2 separate regions of the Homo sapiens genome follow, and region 2 is linked to region 1. A link is a contact called in ENCODE Hi-C or POLR2A ChIA-PET data. All regions are on one chromosome and are shown on one strand. Each heading gives the region's core, a stretch centred on a gene start or an enhancer-like site at or near the end of the contact. The rest is flanking DNA. Distances are from core to core; before and after follow the strand shown.

Region 1 (6,642 bases), core at 1,735-4,234:
TCTCTACTAAAAATACAAAAATTAGCTGCACATGGTGGCTGCACACCTATAATCCCAGCTACTTGGGAGGCTGAGGCAAGAGAATCACTTGAAACCAGGAGGCGGAGGTTGCAGTGAGCCGAGATCGCACCACTATACTCCAGCCTGGGTGACAGGGCGAGACCCTGTTTCAAAAGCAAAACAAAGCAAAAATGTTTTTAAAAAGATGCTCAACGTCATTAGATATTAGAAAAATGGAAATTAAAGTCACAATGCGATATCATTACACACCTATTAGAATGGCTAAAATCAAAAAACACCAAGCACGCCAAGTGTTGGGAAGGGCACAGAGCAATAAGAACCCTTATGCTCTGCTGATGGGAATGTAAAATGGTACGACCACCTTGGAAGAGACTGCCAGTGTCTTAAAATGGTAAACGCAGCCAGGCGCAGTAGCTACGCCTATAGTCCCAGCACTTTGGGAGGCCAAGGTGGGTGGATCACCTGAGGTCAGGAGTTCAAGACCAGCCTGGCCAACATGGAGAAACCCCATCTCCACTAAAAATACAAAAAATTAGCTGGGCATGGTGGCGGGCCCCTGTAATCCCAGCTACTCGGGAGGCTGAGGAAGGAGAATTGCTTGAACCCAGGAGGTGGAGGCTGAGGTGAGCCGAGATCACGCCATTGCACTCCAGCCTGGGCAGTAAGAGCGAAACTCTGTCCTGGGGAAAAACAAAAAAAAGGGAAATACAAACCTAGCATATGATCCAGCCATTCTACCCCTAGATATTTACCCAAGAGAAATGAAAGCATATGTCCACACAAGGATTTGTACACAAATGTTCCCAGGAGCTTTATTTGTAACCGCCCAAAACTGAAAACAACCCAAATGTTCATCCACAGGTGAATGAATAAACATGAATAAATTTATAATTATGCTGAATGAAAGAAGACACAAAGGCTGGGTGTGGTGGCTCATGCCTATATTCCCAGCACTTCGGGAGGCCGAGGCAGAATAGCTTGAGGCCATGAAATTGAGACCAGCCTGGGCAACACAGACCCTTTCTCTACAGGAAAAAAAAAAAAAAAAGATGACTCAAAAAAAGAGTACATACTGTATGATTCCATTTATATATAAAATTATGGCTGGGTGCGGTGGCTCATGCCTGTAATCCCAGCACTTTGGAAGGCTGAGGCGGGCGAAATCACCTGAGGTCAGGAGATCGAGACCAGCCTGACCAACATGGAGAAACCCCATCTGTACTAAAAATGCAAAACTAGCCAGGTGTGGGGGCACATGCCTGTAATCCCAGCTACTCAGGAGGCTACAGCAGGAGAATCGCTTGAACCTGGGAGGCGGAGGTTGCAGTGAGCCGAGATCGCGCCATTGCAATGGGCAACAAGAGCAAAACTCCATCTCAAAAAAAAAAAAAAAATTAGCTGGACATGGTGGTACACACCTGTAATCCCAGCTACTTGGGAGGCTGAGGCAGGAGAATCACTTGAACCCCGGAGGCGAAGGTTGCAGTGAGCCGAGATCACCCCACTGCACTCCAGCCTGGTGACAGAGCAAGACTCTGTCTCAAAAACAAAAAAGAAAAAAAAGCTCCTTGAAGGTTTAGAGGGAAAAAATACCCCATTTGATCAAGCCCCAAAGTCTGGCGTTCTTCATCTGAGTCTAATTAGAGCCCTTGTTACATGACCTTGGGCAGGTCAACATGAATAACCTTTGACCTTAATTTCCTTATCTTTAATGTAAAAAGGTTAAATAAGATCACTCTCAAAAAAGGGCAGGGAAGGCAAAACCCAAAGGAAGATACATGATGGATAGTAAATGAGATTTTTATGTTCTATAAAGAAACGATGAGTAAAATAAAAAATTGAGACCTCCTGCCTTGGCCCACACTCAGAATCTGCCCACAGCCCAAAGAGTGGTAGGAGTGTGTCTCCTAGGCTGGATGACTTCTAAGGTCCACACCATTTCCAACGCACACTGACGTGAAACCCTCTCTCCCTGAACAACTCTGACTTGCTAACGAAAGATGTGGGTGGTATCTAAGGCAGCAAAGTAACTGACTTTGACAAGTCTGAAAAATCCACCATGGAAACCACTTAAACAGAGAAATTAGAGAGGAAGGAAGTGGCATACCCGGCTTTCCCAAACCAGTTGCCCATAACAGCAACCACACAGGGCCAACCAGTGGACTGCAGCAGGCCGTTCACAATCCACAGGCAGCAGTACAGCCATTTGTTGTAGAAACGCAGCCATTCTGTGAGCGCACCAAAGACAAACACCTTGAAGAGGAGGAAACAAAAGGAATATGTAACAGCCACACTGACACTTTCAGTGGACGCCACTCTACCCACTTGCTTCAGAGTAGAGACCACGTGAAGGATACACTCACACAGCCAGTGCCTGTAAGTCACGTGGCCAGCATCACAAAGGTCCTGCTCAGAGCCACAGTGAGGAGGCAGCCACCCAATCACTGCCCACCAGAGAGGAGGAGATGCCAAAGACATAAAGTCATTAAGCTATCAGCCCTCCAACTGACATCTTCAAGGCTAAAAAGTGAATTCCAGGCCGGGCTCACGCCTGTAATCTCAGCACTTTGGGAGGCCGAGGAGGGCAGATCACAAGGTCAGGAAATCGAGACCATCCTGGCTAACACGGTGAAACCCCGTCTCTAATGAAATTATAAAAAATTAGCTAGGCGTGGTGGCAGGTGCCTGTAGTCCCAGCTACTCAGGAGGCTGAGGCAGGAGAATGGCATGAACCTGGGAGGTGGAGCTTGCAGTGAGCCAAGATCGTGCCACTGCACTCCAGCCTGCGCGGGAGTGCGAGACTCTGTCTCAAAAAAAAAAAAAAAAAGTAATTCCTCATTTTACATGTATTTCCATCTCCTCACCCTCAGACTGTGCATGTGGAGGGAACAGCAACCTCCAGAGGGCTGCTGTGAGGACAGAACGAGCCCAGGGAGGCCACCTTTCCCGGAGCAGTGCCAGGTGCTGCTATGGGCAGAGGCACGGGGCGCATGCCAGCCACTGTTATGGCTACAGCTCCTGAGTTAATCAACGAAAGCGAAACCTATCAAACTTGTGATCTGCTGAATCATTTAGCAGCTTTCATCAAGGGGCTGCTTTTTTCCAGGCATTTTGCTCAAGTGGACATTTTATCTACAGTCAAACTCTATTCTGAGAATACTCTGCATGATTAAAAAATAGTATGTATAATACTGTCTAGTTCCAGTTACAAGACATTCTGGAATAAGTAAAACTGTACACAGAAAAATGATCAGGGGTTGCCAGGGGCTGGAGAAAGAAGGGGCGGTCACAAAACTACTCATTTGTTGAAAAGTCTGAACAATATGCTTAAAAAGGGCAAGTTTATGTACAAACTGCAGTTTTTAAAAAATACATAAAACACAAAAAAGTCTGTACACAGGTTTTAAAATAATATGTTTATTATGTGTGGGTGAGCAACTCATAAATAAATAAAGTGCTTCCATCTCTAAAATGTCAAGGGGAAAAAAGGTTTTACTTACACTCAAATGACAAACACTGAAAAACAATAGTAGGCCAAACGCAGGGACTTGTGCCGGTAATTCCAGTGTTTGCGGAGGCAAAGGAGGGAGGATCACTTAAGGCCAGGAGTTCAAGGAACAACCTGGGCAATATAGTGAGACCCCATGACTAAAAAATTTAAAAATTAGCTAAGCATGATGGTACACACCTACAGTCCCAGCTACACGGGAGGCTAAAATGGGAGGATTGCTCGAGCTTGGGAGTTCAAGGCTGCAGGATCACACCGCTGCACTCCAGCCTGGGCAGCAAATCGAGACCTTATCTCTAAAAAAATAATAATCATAATAAATTAGGGTCTAACTAAACTCCATGGTTTCATTTAATCAACAAAAATTCCTGACTAGAAGCTAGTAAGCAATGACGATTAGTCAGATATGGAGGCTGGGCACGGTGGCTCACCCCTGTAATCCCAGCACTTTGGGAGGCTGGGGTGGGCAGATCACCTGAGGTCAGGAGTTCAAGACTAGCCTGGCCAACATGGTGAAACCCTGACTCTACTAAAAATACAAAAATTAGCCGGGAATGGTGGTGCACACCTGTAGTCCCAGCTACTCAGGAGGCTAAAACAGGAGAATGGCTTGAATCTGGGAAGTGGAGGTTGCAGTGAGCCAAGATCATGCCACTGCACTCCAGCTTGGGTGACAGAGCAAGACTCCGTTTAAAAAAAAAAAAAAAAAGATTAATCAGATATGGATCCTCCCCTACACAGCACTTGTTTCAAATGCCTCACATACAGAAACTCACAGTCCTCACTGCCACCCGGGGAGAGCTAATATGCCCATCTCCCTCTGAAGCTCACAGAAATCATAAGCTAGAAAACCACAGAAGACAGACAGAAACCCAGGCTGTCCTTGTCTAGGGAATCTGTGATTTTAACCACTGCATACCCACCCTAAGGGAAAGCAAGACTGAACCAGAAATAACCAAGCTAAGCGGCAGACTGTTTCAAGTGCCTGCAAAGAAACAGGCACTGCAGCTCAGAAGCGGGACTGACATTCTCAAAGAGGTGTCATTTGGCCAATGCTTGAAGGAGACTGTGAGTTAGACTATGGAGAGCTGAAAAGGGGACCATCCAAGGCAGGCAGAACAGGAGAAACAAAAGCACCGAGATAGAAAGGAGCAGGATAGGGCCAGGTGCGGTGGCTCACACCTGTAATCCCAGCACTTTGGGAGGCCGAGGTGGGCGGATCACCTGAGGTCGGGAGTTCGAGACCAGCCTGACCAACATGGAGAAACCCGTCTTTACTAAAAATAAAAAAGTTAGTCAGGTGTGGTGGTGCATGCTTGTAATCCCAGCTACTCAGGAGGCTGAGGCATGAGAATCGCTTGAACCTGGGAGGTGGAGGTTGTGGTGAGCCAAGATTGTGCCATTCCACTCCAGCCTGGGCAACAAGAGCAAAACTCCGGACACACAGCCTCTCCCTCCCCCTCCCCCTCCCCCTCCCCCTCCCCCTCCCCCTCCCTCTCTCCCTCTCCGTCTCCCTCTCTCTCCACGGTCTCCTTCCACGGTCTCCCTCTGATGCCGAGCCAAAGCTGGACGGTACTGCTGCCATCTCGGCTCACTGCAACCTCCCTGCCTGATTCTCCTGCCTCAGCCTGCCGAGTGCCTGCGATTGCAGGCGCGCGCCGCCACGCCTGACTGGTTTTCGTTTTTTTTTTGGTGGAGACGGGGTTTTGCTGTGTCGGCCGGGCTGGTCTCCAGCTCCTAACCGCGAGTGATCCGCCAGCCTCGGCCTCCCGAGGTGCCGGGATTGCAGACGGAGTCTCGTTCACTCAGTGCTCAATGGTGCCCAGGCTGGAGTGCAGTGGCGTGATCTCGGCTCGCTACAACCTCCACCTCCCAGCTGCCTGCCTTGGCCCCCCAAAGTGCCGAGATTGCAGCCTCTGCCCAGCCGCCACCCTGTCTGGGAAGTGAGGAGCGTCTCTGCCTGGCCCCCCATCGTCTGGGATATGAGGAGCCTCTCTGCCTGGCTGCCCAGTCTGGAAAGTGAGGAGCGTCTCTGCCCGGCCACCATCCCATCTAGGAAGTGAGGAGCGCCTCTTCCCGGCCGCCATCCCATCTAGGAAGCGAGGAGCGCCTCTTCCCCGCCGCCCATTGTCTGAGATGTGGGGAGCGCCTCTGCCCCGCCGCCCTGTCTGGGATGTGAGGAGCGCCTCTGCTGGGCCGCAACCCTGTCTGGGAGGTGAGGAGCGTCTCTGCCCGGCCGCCCCGTCTGAGAAGTGAGGAAACCCTCTGCCTGGCAACCGCCCCGTCTGAGAAGTGAGGAGCCCCTCCGTCCGGCAGCCACCCCGTCTGGGAAGTGAGGAGCGTCTCCGCCCGGCAGCCGCCCCGTCCGGGAGGGAGGTGGGGGGGGGGGTCAGCCCCCCGCCCGGCCAGCCGCCCCGTCTGGGAGGTGAGGGGCGCCTCTGCCCGGCCGCCCCTACCGGGAAGTGAGGACCCCTCTGCCCGGCCAGCCGCCCCGTCCGGGAGGGAGGTGGGGGGTCAGCCCCCCGCCCGGCCAGCCGCCCCGTCCGGGAGGTGAGGGGCGCCTCTGCCCGGCTGCCCCTACTGGGAAGTGAGGACCCCTCTGCCCGGCCAGCCGCCCCGTCCGGGAGGGAGGTGGGGGGGGGGGTCAGCCCCCTGCCCGGCCAGCCGCCCAGTCCGGGAGGGAGGTGGGGGGTCAGCCCCCCACCCGGCCAGCCGCCCCGTCCGGGAGGGAGGTGGGGGGATCAGCCCCCCGCCTGGCCAGCCGCCCCGTCCCGGAGGTGAGGGGCGCCTCTGCCCGGCCGCCCCTACTGGGAAGCGAGGAGCCCCTCTGCCCGGCCAGCCGCCCCGTCCGGGAGGGAGGCGGGGGGGGGGGTCGGCCAGCCGCCCTGTCCGGGAGGGAGGTGGCGGGGTCAGCCCCCCGCCCAGCCGGCCGCCCCGGCCGGGAGGTGAGGGGCGCCTCTGCCCGGCCGCCCCTAATGGGAAGTGAGGACCCCTCTGCCCGGCCAGCCGCCCCGTCAGGGAGGGTGGTGGGGGGGGTCAGCCCCCCGCCCGGCCAGCCGCCCCATCCGGGAGGTGAGGGGCGCTTCTGCCCGGCCGCCCCTACTGGGAAGTGA
Region 2 (6,642 bases), core at 2,280-4,779, 110 kb before region 1:
CTGCTCCCAACTCTGCTCTCTTCCCATTTCCTGGGCTTCAAGGCTTCCTCTTTATTTATTCCTTCATTTTCATGGAATATATCATCCTACAGTTTCCTAAGAAAGGCTGCTTGGGCTGGGTGTGGTGGCTCCCACCTGTAATCCCAGCACTTTGGGAGGCTGAGGTGGGTGGATCACTTGAGGCCAAGAGTTCAAGACCAGCCTGTCCAACATGTCAAAACACTGTCTGTACTAAAAATACAAAACTTAGCTGGGTGTGGTGGTGCACACCTGTTATCCCAGCTACTTGGGAGGCTGAAGCACAAGAATTGCTTGAACCCGGGAGGTGGAGGTTGCAGTGAGCAGAGATTGCACCACTGCACTCCAGCCTGGGAGACAGAGCGAGACTCCATCTCAAATAAAAAATAAAATAAAAGAAGAAAGGCTGCTTGGGAGGTTAAAATTTTGAAAGCTTACATTTCTGAAAGTGTCTCTATTCTTCATTCACACTTGCATGTTAGCTTTGAATTCATCATATTCCAGCTTCTAGCGTTGTGCTTGAGAAGAGCAAAGCTATTGCCATTTCTGATCTGTAGTACATAACCTGCTATTTTTTTTTTTATCCTGGAAGCTTTTTAGATCTTATTCATAGTTGTTCTGAAATTTCACAATGTTGTGCCTTGGTAGGGGATTTTTTTTCCATTCATTGCCTTGGATACTCGGGTAGGCCCTTTCAATCTAGAAACATATGGTCTTCCATTTTAGAATTTTTTTTCTTGAATTACTGTTATTTTTTAAAACATTATTTCCTCCTTTCCATTTTCTGTATTCTCTCTTTATGGAACTCCAATTACTCAAATGTCAGACTTCCTAAATTGATGTAGAAGGTCTCTGATTTTCTAACTGTCTTTCTCCTATTTTCTGACCCTTTTTTCCTACTTTCTGTGATTTTTTTTTCAACTTTACCTTCTGACTTTTCTTTTTTCTTCTTTTCTTTTGAGACAGGGTCTCACTCTGTCACCCAAGCTGGAGTGCGGTGGTTTGATCATAGCTCACTGCAGCCTTAAACTTCTAGGCTAAAGCGATCCTCCTACCTTGGCCTCCCAAGTAGGTGGGACAACAGGCATGTGCCACCATGCCTGACAAATTTTTTATTTTTTGTAGTGACAGGGTCTCGCTATGTTGCCCAAGCTGGTCTCGAATTCCTAGGCTCAAGAGATCCTCCTGCCTCAGCCTTCCAAAGTGTTGGGATTACAGGCATGAGCCACCACACCTGACGTCTTGAATTTTTAGTTTCTACTATCACAGCTCAACCTTCCATGAATGCTTTTATTCACTGAATATTCAGTTTTAAGAAACAATATTGGCTGGGTGCGGTGGCTCACGCCTGTAATCCCAGCATTTTGGGAGGCTGAGGCTGGTGGATCACCTAAGGTCAGGAGTTCGAGACCAGCAGGGCCGACTGGCAAAATCCTGTCTCTACTAAAAATATAAAAATTAGCTGGGCGTGGTGGCACATACTTGTAATTCCAGCTACTCGGGAGGCTGAGGGAGGAAAATCCCTTGAACCCGGGAGGCGGAGGTTGCAGTGAGCCAAGATTGTACCACTGCACTCCAGCCTGGGTGACAGAGGAAGACTCCATCTCAAAACAAAACAGAACAAAACAAAGCAAAACAAAGAAAGATTTGCATGTATGATGGAGTGATTTTAGAATGGGGTGATCAGACAGGGGCCAGTCATTCTTGGGGGAATCCCCTATGATACATTTCCATGTCTCTTCTTTTGGTGGTCAGTTTCCTATGGGAGTTCTCTGAACTCCCTCCCCATAGTTATAAATGTGTCTGCCAGTGTCTAGGAGTCAAATATGAGGACAGCACGGGTTGGTACATTGACTTTCATTTCATCCCCCTTCTTTGATACTCATCTTCCACCTTCAGTTGTTCCTAAGTCCAAAGTTCCTCTAACTCAAACTCCCCATACAATAAGTGGTCCGTCTCTGATGAAGGCTGAGAGAAAGTAGTAGCTTGTTGCATAGGCTAAGGGAAGAACTGCAGGGATTAACTCTCATTTTTTTTTGAGATGGAGTCTCGCTCTGTGGCCCAGGCTGGAGTGCAGTGGCACCGTCTTAGCTTACTGCAACCTCTGCCTCCCAGGTTCAAATGATTCTCCTGCCTCAGCCTCCTGAGTAGCTGGGAATACAGGCATGCACCACCATGCCTGGCTAATTTTTGTATTTTTAGTAGAGAGGGGGTTTCACCATGTTGGCAAGGCTGGTCTCAAACTCCTGACCTCAAGTGATCTGCCCGCCTTGGCCTCCCAAAGTGCTGGGATTACAGGCGTGGGCCACCGTGCCCAGCCTTAACTATTGCTTAAGAAAACTTTTTATTTTTATTTTTTTCTTGCCCTGTTGCCTAGGCTGGAGTGCAGTGGACCGAGCATGACTCACTGCAGCCTCAACCTCCTGGGCTCAAGTGATCCTCCTGCCTCAGCCTACTGAGTAGCTGGGACCACAGGTGTGCATCACCAGCCCCTGGCTAATTTTTGTGTTTTTTGTAGAGATGGGGTCTTACTATGTTGCCCAGGTTGGAAGAAAACTTTTAATCAGTGCTCTAGTTTTCAGCCGCAGCCATGCCTTTTCAGAAGTATCTGGTACCTCCAATTCCTAAGCCTTTGGGGTGTTTCAGAGGCATGGATTGGCTTGTTTTCTTGGCTTCCCCATTTTGAGACCCTTTACTCTGGTGTGTGAGGTTCATTATCTCTCAAATTTCCAGCTTAAAAATCTTTTTGATCCTTCTCTTTGCTCTTACCTCTCTTATGGACTTATGCTTTTCAAAAAAAGTCTCTTGCCTCACATTTTAGTGGGGTTTTGGGAGGAGGCCCAGGAGTATGCACATGTTCAACCGGCTATGTTTAATGGGAAGTCCTCCGAGCCCACAGAGTTTTCAACTCTCGTTTTATTGAACTAGGCCTCCTCATATAAACCTATGTCCAGTTTTAAAATGGAAGTCAAGTAAAAATGTGATTTGATTCACATAGTTTTAAGAACAGCTTTTATTTATTTATGTATTTATTTTTTGAGATGGAGTCTGGCTCTTTCACTCAGGCTGGAGTGCAGTGGTGTGATCTCGGCTCACTGCAACCTCTGCCTCCTGGGTTCAAGCGATTCTCTTGCCTCAGCCTCCTGAGTAGCTGGGACATCAGGCGTGCACCATCATGCACAGCTAATTTTTGTATTTTTAGTAGAGACGGGGTTTCACCATGTTGGCCAGGCTGGTCTCGAACTCCTGACCTTGTGATCCACCTGCCTTGGCCTCCCAAAGTGCTGTGATTACAGGTGTGAGCCACCACGCCTGGCCTAAGAACAGCTTTTAGAGATGCTTTTGGCCTATGTGGCTAGATATGAATTCTCACTCTGAGTATAATTGTCTGACTGTCATGTGTTGACTGTGTACACACAGCTCAAACCCAGAGTCCAGCCTTGTCTCTTCTGATGAAATACCAGTGCCCACAAACAGAAGGTTCCCCTTCTCTCACCCATGAATAAACAGGAAGGTCTCTTGGAGCTGTGGTCTTGGGGCTGTAGCCCTGCCCCTAATTTCCTCAGACCCTTTACTGAGAACTGAGTCATTGCAACATCATGCTCAGCCAGCTGTCTCAGCACAAGAAAAAGCTTTGCTGTGGTATGAGGTTTTGTGGGCTGCAGACTACATCTAGGTCAGCAAATTAAACTCCATAGTGTGGTTACCAATTCCAGCTTCATCTAGCTTAAGGGCTGTCTGATTTCACCCTCTGGGCATTGGCTCTTCTGGTGTTTGGGATATAAGGCCCCTCTGTGGGTGTTTAAGGCACAATATTTCAGGCCTAAACCACCGAATGACACATGCCTAAACCCAGAATCCTGTATTCTCCACCAGGACTCCAGGGTATGTGAGGGTAACAATAGTCCAACCCTGCAGATAATGAGATTTGTGTGTGTGTTAGAACAAAGGGGAAAGGTGGGGATGTATTTCTTTGATGCTCAGTTTCATCTACCACTTGTATTTCTCTCCTGCCCTTCTTTGACCCTAACATGATCCAAACCCTTCTTTCTTGCTTCTCTTTTATGGAAGTTTTGAAGAATGGATGGTTACATAACAGATGGCCAGCTGGTCTACCTAGAAGGGCCTTACAAAGGACAGTGCCTCCGTGGGGAAGGCTCACCCTGGATCAGACGCCGGATTGCAGATTTACCATGAATGAAGCCCTTGGAGACTGAATCATGTTAAAAATTCAAAAACAACTCAGTAAATATTTATTTGAAGTCCTGCTGTTCTTCAAGGCCCTGGAATGCAGATATGAGAAGAGTCACTGCTGCCCAAGAGCTGACTGACTGTGGAGGAAGACCATGCTAGCAGGTGGCTACGTTTTCTACCACCTAGCACCTGCTCCCCCTTCTCCTGGTAATGGTATCTGCAAATAATCTCCTCAGTCTGTGTGCTTTCAGTGGAACTGAATCTACCCCTGGTTCAAGAGCTCAGGTACAGCCTCTGGCCTGGCTGCAGTGATTAGTTTAGAGATGGACTTGTAACCTCATCAAAGCCCGATATTGTTCAGGGTAACATACTAGATATATTTTGCTAGGATTGCCAATAATCATTTATTTAAGCTCCTTAGATGAGGTTTCCTGTCATTTGCAACTGAAAAAGCTCTGTGTAGCAGGTTGAATAGTGTTCACCCCCTGCCCAAAAAATACACTCACATCCACCCAGAACTTTGGAACTTTAGAATATGATCTTATTTATTTATTTATTTATTTGAGACAGAGACTCACTCTGTCGCCAGGCTAGAGTGCAGTGGCATGATCTCAGCTCACTGCAACCTCAGCCTCCCAAGAAGCTGGGACTACAGGTATGTGCCACCACGCCCAGCTAATTTTTGTATTTTTAGTAGAGACGGGGTTTCACCATGTTGGCCAGGATGGTCTATCTCTTGACCTCATGATCTGCCCACCTCAACCTCCCAAAGTGCTGGGATTACAGGTGTGAGCGACGGTGCCTGGCCTGATCTTATTTTTAAAAGAGCCTTTACAGATGTAATTAGTTAAGGATCTTGAGATGCAATCATTATGGATGTAAATTTAGGTGGGCCCTAAATCTAACAATTGGTGTCCTTATATGATGAGGAGATATCACAGACGCAAAGACACAGGGCATATGACCATGTGAAGAGGAAGGCAGAGGGTAGGGCGATGCTGCCGTAAGACAAGGATGCCTGGGCCACCAGAGGCTAGGAAGGGGCAAGGAAGGCCCTCCCCCTTAGAGCCTTCAGGGGGAGCATAGCTCTCCTGACACTTTGATTTCCAACTTCTAGCCTCCAGAATGGTGAGAGAGAATTTTCCACTGTTTTTAAGCCAACCAGCTTGTGACACTTGGTTAATGGCAGCCCTAGGAAACAAGTGCACTCTAACATGTGAAATCACTCAACAGATATTTATTGGTTCCTAATAATGTGTCTGAAAAGGACTTAGTATAAAATCCAAAGAAGAGGGACATGGAGGCTGTAGAGAGGTATTAGAGCTGGGACATTAGGAAGCCTAAAGAACCATCTGTCCCACTGTCCTGCACCCCGATGGGTGCCTCTGGAAGGGCCTGGAGAAACCATGGAATTTATGTTCTTTGGGCTCCCTTTTTGTCGGGTTAAGACAGGGACTCACTCTGTCAGCCAGGCTGGAGTGCAGTGGCGCAATCACGGCTCACTGCAGCCTCAATCTGCCAGGCTTAAGCAATCCTCCCATCTCAGCCTCCCAACTAGCTGGGACTATAGGTGCATGCCACCACGCCCAGCTAATTTTTGTATTTTTGTAGAGATAAGGTTTCATCATGTTGCCCAGGCTGGTCTTGAACTCCTGGGCTCAAGCCATCCGCCCACCTCGGCCCCTCGCAGGGCTCGGATTCCAGGCATGAATCCCCCCGCCCAGCCTCCCTGGGCTTTTTGCAGGTCATTCTCCTAATTTATGGATGTCCTTCCTCAGTAAGGACATGAGCTCTGCTTGATATAAATTGAAAATATTCGGCCGGGCACGATGGCTCATGCCTGTAATCCCAGCACTTTGTGAGGCCAAGGCGGGCGAATCACGAGGTCAGGAGTTCAAGACCAGCCTGACCAATATGGTGAAACCCCGTCTCTACTAAAAATACAAAAATTAGCCGGGCGTGGTGGTGCATGCCTGTAATCCCAGCTACTCGGGAGGCTGAGGAAGGAGAATCACTTGAACCTGGGAGGCAGAGGTTGCAGTGAGCCCAGATCACGCCACTGCACTCCAGCCTGGGTGACAGAGTGAGACTCCGTCTCAAAAAAAAAAAAAAAAAAGAAAGAAAATATTCCTCCCAGTTTGTTCTTTGACTTTGTTTATAGTGATTTTTGCCCTGCAGTTTTTTTTTTTTTTTTTTTGAGATGGAGTCTTGCTCTTGTTGCCCAGGCTGGAGCGCAATGGCATGATCTCAGCTCACTGCGACCCCTGACTCCCGGGTTCAAGCAATTTTCCTGCCTCAGCCTGTTGAGTAGCTAGGATTACAGGTAATGCGCCAGCACGCCCGGCTAATTTTATATTTTTAGTAGAGATAGGGTTTCTCCATGTTGGTCGGGCTGGTTTTGAACTCCCGACCTCACGTGATCTGCCTGCC

Evidence for each region. Hi-C counts contacts between places; a loop is a spot of excess contacts on that map. ChIA-PET counts read pairs that join two places held with the same protein, here RNA polymerase II (POLR2A). Pooled maps may share reads with other maps.
Region 2: a loop to region 1 is called in a pooled map, with 10 times the contacts of the local background. The contact joins two enhancer-like sites. A Hi-C loop is called at or near these places in 4 of 50 pooled maps. POLR2A ChIA-PET finds 5 or more read pairs at or near these places in 7 of 52 experiments (GM12878, K562, T-cell and 3 more).

What each region holds. Positions count from the first base shown.
Region 1 is chr7:140,356,512-140,363,153 of GRCh38, forward strand. It overlaps SLC37A3 (solute carrier family 37 member 3), which reads right to left. Exons shown (of 15, transcript NM_207113.3): 6 at 2,129-2,274. Among named protein-coding and RNA genes, the nearest start is that of SLC37A3, 39 kb to the right of the region's middle. RefSeq lists an enhancer at 3,091-3,140. Within about 2 kb of position 2,985, at least 7 of the 41 ENCODE cell types and tissues checked have a DNase peak (open chromatin) inside an H3K27ac peak, as active enhancers do.
Region 2 is chr7:140,249,467-140,256,108 of GRCh38, forward strand. LOC107986854 (a long non-coding RNA gene) reads left to right here. Exons shown (of 2, transcript XR_001745386.2): 2 at 4,090-4,743. Among named protein-coding and RNA genes, the nearest start is that of KDM7A-DT, 76 kb to the left of the region's middle. RefSeq lists enhancers at 3,318-3,367, 3,398-3,467. Within about 2 kb of position 3,530, at least 5 of the 41 ENCODE cell types and tissues checked have a DNase peak (open chromatin) inside an H3K27ac peak, as active enhancers do.